Linked DNA regions of Homo sapiens: region 2 is linked to region 1. Evidence: read pairs that join two places in POLR2A ChIA-PET (ENCODE). Cell type or tissue: PC-3. All regions are shown on one strand. Links, peaks and the distances in the headings refer to the core of each region. The heading gives the core; the rest is flanking DNA.

Region 1 (4,434 bases), core at 119-4,118:
GGCAAAGGAAGTAAAATGTAAGCAGATCAGAAAGGAAGAAATAAAATGATCCTTACCTACAGATAGCATGGTTACCTACATAGAAAATCTCAAGGCACCTACAAAAAAAAAAAAAAAAAAAACCCTCCCAAAACTGGTAAGTAAATTCAGGCTTACAAAAATCTATTGTATCTCTATATGCTAGCAATAAAACCATACATTCTGAAATTAAACATACAATTCAATTCATAGTCACTCAAAAAAAGGATCACATAAATTGTAAATCTAACAAAACTTGTGCAGAATTTATAAGCTAAAAGTTAAAAAAACTCTAATGAAAGAAATCAAAAGATAAATAAATGGCTACTGTAGTTACAGATTGGAAGACAACATAGAAAAGATGTCAATTCTCTCTAAACTGATATAGAAGCTTACAATTCCTATTAAAATCTCAGCAAGTATGTTTTTTTACAGATGCAATAAAAATTAACCTAAAATTTATAGGAAATGCAAAGTTAACTAGAATAGCAAAACAATTTTGGGAAAAAATAAAGTGGGAAGAATCCATCTACCCAATTTCAACTCTTTCAGTACAACTAAAGTAATCAAGACTTCTTGGTATTGGTGAAGGGATAAACAGATGGGTCAATAGAATAAAATATAGCACTCAGAAATATACTCACACAAACATGAGCAACTGATTTTGACCAAGGTGCAAAAGCAATTCGAGGAAGGAAAGACAGTCATTTCAACAAATGGTGCTGGAATAATTAGATATAAATAGGCAAAAAAATTAAAAACAAAAGCAAAACAAATAACCCTTTACCTAAGTCTCGTAATTCATATTAGCTCAATAAAGATCACAGACTTAAGTATAAAACGAAAAGTATAAAACTTTTAGGAAAAAAAGGCCAGGCACGGTGGCTCATGCCTGTAATCACAGCACTTTGGGAGGGCGAGGTGGGCGGATCATGAGGTCAGGAGATTAAGACCATCCTGGCTAACATGGTGAAACCCCGTCTCTACTAAAAATACAAAAAAAAAAAAAAAAAAAAAAAAAAAAAAAAATTGCCGGGCGTGGTGGTGGGCGCCTGTAGTCCCAGCTACTCGGGAGGCTGAGGAAGGAGAATGCTGTGAACCCAGGAGGCAGAGCTTGTAGTGAACAGAGATCCCGCCACTGCACTCCAGCCTGGGTGACAGAACGAGACCTTGTCTCAAAAAAAAAAAAACAAAAACAAAAACAAAACAAAACAAAAAAACGAAAAAATGGCTTAGGAAACAAACAAACAAAAAACAGGAGAAAATCTTGGGGTCTAGAACCAGGCAAAGAGTTTTTTGCACTTCACACAAAATTATGATCAATAAAAGAAATTATTGATAAATTAGACTTCACTAAAATTAAAACTTTTTGTACTACGAAAGACCCTATTAAGAGAAGGAAAAAACAAGCTACAGAGTGGGAGAAAGTATTTGCAGATGACATATCCAACAAGGGAATCAAATCTAGAGTACACAGGGCTGGGCGCGGTGGCTAATGCCTGTAATCCCAGCACTTTGGGAGGCCGAGGCGGGTGGATCACCTGAGGTCAGGAGTTCGAGACCAGCCTGGCCAACATGGTGAAATGCTGTCTCTACTAAAAATACAAAAATTAGCCAGGCGTGGTTGCACGCGCCTGTAGTCCCAGCTACTCAGGAGGCTGAGGCAAGAGAATCTCTTGAACCCGGGAGGCAGAGGTTGCAGTGAGCCGAGATCACACCACTGCACTCCAGCCTGGGTGACAGTGAGACTCCATTTCAAAAAAAAAAAAAAAAAAAAGAAATAAAAAGAAAAAAGAAAAAAAAAGAGTATAGAGTATATAAAGAATTCTCAAAATTAAACAGTAAAAACCCAAACAATCCAATCTAGACCATACAAAAACTGTATGAAGCCAGTTTACCAAAGAATATATACAAATGGAGACTAAGCACCTAAACAATATTCCACATCACTAACCTTTATGAAAATGTAAATTAAAACCACAATGAGATATCATTACACATCCACCAGAGTGGTTAAAATAAAACAATAGTGGGAATAGAAAATGCTGACAAGGATGCAGAGAAAATGAATCACTCATGTATTCCTGGTGGAAATATTAAATGGTATAGCCACTCTGGCATTTTCCATAAAAATTTAGCATGGAACTACCTACGGCAAAAGTAAAAGTACCTACCCATGAAAAGTAATGAATTATCGATCTCCACAACAACCTGGATGAATAATATTGTGTGAAAAAGTCTTAGAAAAGTGAGTGAAAAAGACAATCCCCAAAAGTTATATATTGTATGATTCCACTTATGTAACATTCTTGAAACATCAAAATTATAGTTACAAACATGATAGACATTAATTTAACTTTATCAACAATCAATTTAAATGTGAATGGTCTAGATACACAAATTAAGAAACAAAGTGTTAGAGTAGATTAAAAAATAAAAGAAACAACAACAAAAACAATTTTTTTTAAAAAAGAACCAACTACTAACTATAAGTTTGATACAAAGAAACTACTCTAAACATAAAGATTCAGAACAAACAGTCCAGGAACTAATAAGTCAGCATAGCAAGGCTGCCCTATATGAAGTCAATAAACAAAAGTCAATTGCTTTCTCATATGCCAGCAAGGAACAATTGGAGTTTAAAATTAAAAAAAAAAAATACACCCTCCACGATAGCACCAAATAAGACAAAATATGTGTGTATCAATATAATAAAATATGTACAGTATCTATATGCAAAAACCTATAGAAATCTGATGAAAGAAACCAAAGACTATCTAAATAAATGGAATAATATTTCATGTTCATAGACCGGAAGATCGAATATTGTTAAAATGTTGATTCTTTACAACTTGATCTACAGATCCAGCATAAACCCATTCAAAATCCTAACAAGATATTTTGCAGATCTAGAGAACTGATTCTGAAATTTGTATGAAAGGCAAAACAACAACAGTAAACAAAAATGAAATAGCCAACACAATACTGAAGAAGAAAACAAAGTTGGAAAAATCACACTATTTCAAAGCTCACTATAAAATGATAGTTATCAAGACAACATGGTATTAGCAAAATAGACACATATATTAATTGAACAAAACAGCTCAAGAAAAAGACCCATACAAATATGGTCAACTAGTTGTTGTTAAGGGCATAAAAGAAAGGCAATTCTATGGAGTAGAAGGTTCTAGAACCAGTCCCCCACAGATACTAACGGGTGACTGTACATGCGAATTGGAATTGAACAGTTAACTAAATGGATGACAGATGGTAGAAGCTAAGTTTCTCACTATTGGAATGGAAAGTTACAGCAAACAAGGGGAAAAGGCTAGAATGATCCATGTAGTAATAGATTAGATTTGAAAACATTAATTTGAACTCAAGTTTAGTTTAATGCCGATACAGGTAGTTACAGACATACAGACATATTTCTAGATATGTGTATATACAGATGATATACACACATATATTTCCTTGCTCTTTCAGCTGAGAATGCCTAGATGCAATGACACCCCAGTATCAATAAGTACATCTAGTACCCAGATCAAACTGTTTTCCAATAAAATAGAACAGGGTTTCCTGGAGAAATGGCTTATTCTAGGACTGATTCAGGAAGTATGTGAGGATGAGCCTAGATCATCCTGTAGTGACAGAAAGTTAGAAAGTACACACACACACACACACACACACACACACACACAGAGGGAGAGAGAGAGAGAGAGACAGAGAGACATGGGATTATATCACAGAAGCTGCCAACTGGAGAGCTCCAAGTAGCCAAAGTTGAAAAAATCGAGGAAACAAGATAAATAAATAATAGATTATAACCTAAGTATAAAATAAATATCTGAGCCCATACTGATATGAATGAATGAATAAAGAGACAAATCTCCCATGCAGAAGAATTCAAATAATTTTGATACTTTCCCCCAAAGGAAGTGAAACATAACTTCCCATTCCTTCAATGTGGGCTGTGCATAGTGGCTTTCTTCCAAAGAATATAGGATGGAAAGGAGGACAAAAGGGTAACATTGCAGTGGAAAAACCTTATGATACTTAAGCCAGTTAATCATGCTTAACATTAATGGTAATATGATGATTCATGTTAATATTATATATCTTTTTTTTTTTTTGAGATGTAGTTTCACTCTTGTTGCCCAGGCTGGAGTGCAATGGCATGATCTTGGCTCACTGCAACCTCTCCTTCCTGGCTTCAAGCAATCCTCCTGCCTCAGCCTCCCAAGTAGCTGGGATTACAGGTGGCCGCCACCATGCCTGGCTAATTTTTTGTATTTAGTAGAGACGGGGTTCCACCATGTTGGTCAGACCGGTCTTGAACTCCTGACCTCAGGTGATCCACCCACCTCAGCCTCCCAAAGTGCTGGGATTACAGGCATGCACCACTGTGCCTGGCCA
Region 2 (4,434 bases), core at 138-4,137, 690 kb before region 1:
TTTTCAACTACTTCCTTTGCATACTGAACCACAATCCTTTTAGGTAAACAATAGTAAAAGCCAGAATGTTCACATCATCAAACAAAGAAATGGCTATTTACATTTATGAATGTAGCAGTAAGTCTAAAAATATTCCTATTGTGTGTGTTCCTTCCATTCTGTCAAGTCTTTCCAACTGATGAAAGGTAACTGGAATGTGTGTGAGTTACAAAGTTAAATTTACATCATGAAAAGAAGGTGATTTGTCTTAGAAGAAAAAACACATGTCAAGAAGTTCAACCCTCCAAAAAGAAAAGCTATTTACACTCTTTGTACAACAGTCTGCCTTTGCACCCAAGCTTATACAGTATCATGTACATGACTTGATGTAAGTTTTTTAAAAAAGACTCATTATGATGGAGTTCTTATGGGATTCCCTCCTCACACACCACCAGCAGGTTCTTCAGAACTTGATTACAGGCATATCAGATTAAAGCAGCTTTGCAGTAGTGTCTAATTAGAGTGTTGTTCTAAAAACACAATTAGGTTAATTGCAGAATTGTTTTACTATAGGGAAGACAGAAGCACAAAGACCTGCAGTTTACCCTGATCATGGTCAGTATGGCAATACCTGATTTCCTTTTTCCTTTTCATATGAACAAGAGGGAGTGCTGGATTAGAAGTGAGAGACAAGGACTCAGTTGCTGACTCTGGCACCAAATATTTATGAAGAGCTCACATTTTACCATCTGGGGCCTCAGTTACTTGCTAAATGGGGTGATTGGGCTAAATCGCCTTTAAGTCCTTTTCAGTACTTTAAATTGTTTAGCAAAGTGGCTTAAGAGATTGCAATAATAATGAAACTGAAGCCAATAAGCAAGCTAACATTATCGAGTACTACATTGTGAATGACAAAGGTATGCCACTGAACTTGGGGTTGGTTTATGAGATTTAAGCATGACCTTCCCTATGATCTCTGCATATCTCTAAATGGCAGTGTGCAAGTTCCAACCCTGTTTAAAATGCCCAGCAGTGTGCTGTCTAACTCCAGTTCAGTTCTGGAACAGGATTACATTTAAGGAGAGACAGCTTGGAGCAGAGGCTAGAGCTCTGGAACAAAAGTCAGGTGGTGTGAATTTTAACAGCTACTGTTCACGATCACTAGTTATGTCCAGGAGCTGTACTAGGCTCTTCAGACATCACTTCTTATCTTCACTGTAACTTCACAATTCAGTTATTATGATCTCCTTTTTTCAGATGAGAGCATTGAGGTCAAGAGGCCAAGTCACTTGCATAAAGTCATGCAGCTACCCATTGCTGGAGCCAGGATTTGAGGCTAGGCCAGCCGGACTTTCAGCTCTATCTGAGGTTTTAAAAACAGCCTTCTTAACCTCTCCCAGGCTCCCTTCACATACTGATACAATCAAAATTGGCAACGGTCAACTATGTGCAGTGAGTTGTTGGTAGGGTCATGAGAGATGAAGCATGTGGGAGTACTCTGGAAACCTCTGAGTTTCTTTAGACTTTTTTTTTTTTTTTTTTTTTAGTGTTTCTGGTAACTTCAAAGCTCCCTAAGTCACTAACCTTTCTTCGCCCCTCCTCCACTAAGGGGCTGTCAGGAAGCATCAATTTCAGAAAATCTTCTTTAGACAGAACATGTTGAGTCTCTGCAACAGCATCTCCCACCACTGTCTGATGCTGAGTTGCTGTGGACATGACATCCATCTCACTATACATCCTGTTGAAAACAATCAGAATGGAAATTAAGCCTATTTGTAAAGTGCCTGTAGTGGTAAGAATTAAAACCTAGGAAGCAGTTTCAACAGCCACAAACGCATACAAACACTTCTTAGGTCTTAAGTCAGTTCACTTTTGCTGCGTTTGCTCCAAATTCCCATGCCATTTCACATTTGTGAAATGAGCTCAACTACAAAGTTAGATGTCTGAATAATTCAGACACAAATCAGATCCCCAAAGCCCAGGATGAAAAAATTACACAGCCAACTTTTAAAATACGGCTGTGTTTTCCCTTTCCTAATCTGTGTCAGAAAACACAGTTTCAATAATTCATCAGAGATGATCATATGTCTTTCGAAGCAACGCTTGTGTGCTCTCGCGGCTGGACAACCAGAGCCCCGATGGCACCCAGGCAACAGAGAGGAAGCCACCCGAGGGAGCCCGGGGTTTACGAGTCATCAATTCACACGTGTGCTAAGCATGTTTTATTATCAGCAATTTCACAAAGCTGTTTGGATAAAGCAGCCGTCTCCCTTAATTATCAGTATATAAAAATGTATTGACAGACAACAAAGGAGTGTCAAGCTGAATTACTGTTTTTAGCTCCTTTACAGGGACAAAACTGGGGAATCATTCTAAAAAGGTTTACTCTGAAAATACAGTCTGAGCAACCAAATATTCCTGAAGACACAGTAAACAGTCAGCGGCTGCACTGTCAGTGGAGGCAAACAGTCTTTGCCACACAACCTGAAACATAACACTCTAGGAATTCACAGCCCACAGCAACGAGCTGGAGAATGACCTGAATGTTATTGCTGTGTGCCTCTGAGATGACTCTTGATTTCAAAAGCCAGGCTATCTTATAACTGTATGACAGCTCACTGGGAAATTGCTAGAATAAGAAACATACACAAACATGCTCAAAATTAAGAAGGATTTCTCTAAAATCCTCTATGGCTTTATTCCTGAGGTAGGACAGGTTTCCCTGTACCTCTCAGTTCTTGAAGCACAAGCTACAGTTACAACATGAACAAATAGTGGCTGTAAAAAAAAAAAAAAAGAAGCATTTCATAACTTTTAAAACATTACTGAAGATTTAGTTGGTTTGTGGGATGGCATGACATAAAAATGGGAGCTACAAGAAGAAACCAAGACGCTGGAGGGCTTTTGCACAAAAGCCACATAAGGAAAACAAAACAATATAGTTTTTACGAAGACTGCATCCAAGAAGCGCCCAACATTCGATCCTGAGGTGAGTTAGGTGGTGCTCAAGAGCTCCAGGCCGTATGTGTTTTGGGAAAGATGCGGGGAAAAATCCCAGGTCCTACCAATAACTGCATGGATAAAAATATTACATCCATAATTACGATTACAATGTGCTGTTCTAGTTTCTATATACGTTTATAGAATATGTGTTAAAATATGTGTTTATAAAAAAACACTAGCTTTCTCTGCTAAACTAGTAATTTAAAGAAATTATCCAATGACGTGTCATAAATACGCTCTGAGGATTTACTCTGTGCCTGCCACCGTGAGTAGTGAAGTTAAGCAGGACAGGGGGCTTGCACAGGACCTCCAGTCCGGGGGTGTGTGCATGTGGTATGTATGTGGTATATGTTCTGCAGGCTGAGATGACCAATCAAGTGCGAAGACACTGTAGGAAGTACTGAGCTAGCGGGTGCAGAGAACAATCCCCTTTGGGAGGGTGCTGGCCAGGCTCAGAAACTCACAAAGGACATTTAGGCAGAGGGAACAGCATGAATGGGTGCACAGAAGCCTGAGACAGAACTGCTCATTCGCTGATATTATTTAAAAATGTAAGATGATATTATTAACAAAATTAACAGTAGGGCTTCCACAATATGATTTTGAGAAATAACTGGTCTATGTGAAACTTCTGGAGAGCACAACTGATTTCTTCTTCAGTGCACAATGAGACACTAAAAATATGATGTACTTGGCTGACTGTTTTCTAAGCATATCTTTCAGCAATCCGGTAAAACACTGTTTTGATAAAACTTCAAATCTAGTTAGTGCAGTCCTGTATGACTGCCTTGCCTTAGAAACACTCTGTGTTGCTGGGCAGAGCCTGGGGCACCTGCTCCATCTGCCAGGATGAGCCGGCACACTGACCAGGAGCCCTGGTCTCGAATCCCAGCACCGGCCTCTTGCGATAACCAGTTTGAGCTCAAATCCTCCCGATAAAATGCAGCTTAGGACAGAAGAACTTCTACAGCCTCTCCCCTCCCAGGTATACCCAAGAGCATGTGTGGGGACTGCCATTTGCCCTTCCATACCACAGGGGTCCCCAGGTGGGGAGCTCCAGCGGAGACACAATCTCAGTCTCCTCTAGTGTGCACACAACCTGCGACTCAAGAGACACAAACCCCTTTCTCACCTCATTCTGGACACTGCCTCGCTCTCACTGAGCATTAGTGCCATCAAACCAGTGCGTGGAAATGCATAAACCCTGGGCTTTTGCATTAAAACTGTCCGAATGGGCTCCTTTCACACTTCCCTGACTTTCCAAAAGAGTCCTTCGCCTAAACATAGTACTACGGCGACATATAAAATGCTTCTAAAAATATTTCACAGAACTTAAAAAAGGCTTGGAATGAATTCCCGTGAAGCACTCAGAAGACTCTTATTAGACAGAAATACCAATGTATCATTCTACCATTTTCATTTATAATAAAAAGGGCTAGTTATCACTATGAA

The links. Peaks named below come from ENCODE experiments on the same cell type or tissue, not always from the same donor. Only the 100,000 strongest peaks of a DNase experiment are listed, where the experiment ranks them.
Region 2: POLR2A ChIA-PET joins it to region 1 with 12 read pairs; 1 of 35 experiments calls an interaction of 5 or more read pairs at or near these places.

What each region holds. Positions count from the first base shown.
Region 1 is chr1:233,118,390-233,122,823 of GRCh38, forward strand. All of the region lies in intron 21 of PCNX2 (pecanex 2), which reads right to left. Among named protein-coding and RNA genes, the nearest start is that of NTPCR, 170 kb to the left of the region's middle. In PC-3, for the core only: no CTCF peak of the experiment used is centred there; no DNase peak of the experiment used is centred there; H3K27ac peaks cover 332 bases.
Region 2 is chr1:232,426,848-232,431,281 of GRCh38, forward strand. It overlaps SIPA1L2 (signal induced proliferation associated 1 like 2), which reads right to left. Exons shown (of 23, transcript NM_020808.5): 17 at 1,564-1,717. Among named protein-coding and RNA genes, the nearest start is that of SIPA1L2, 200 kb to the right of the region's middle. In PC-3, for the core only: no CTCF peak of the experiment used is centred there; a DNase peak (open chromatin) is centred at 2,484; H3K27ac peaks cover 774 bases.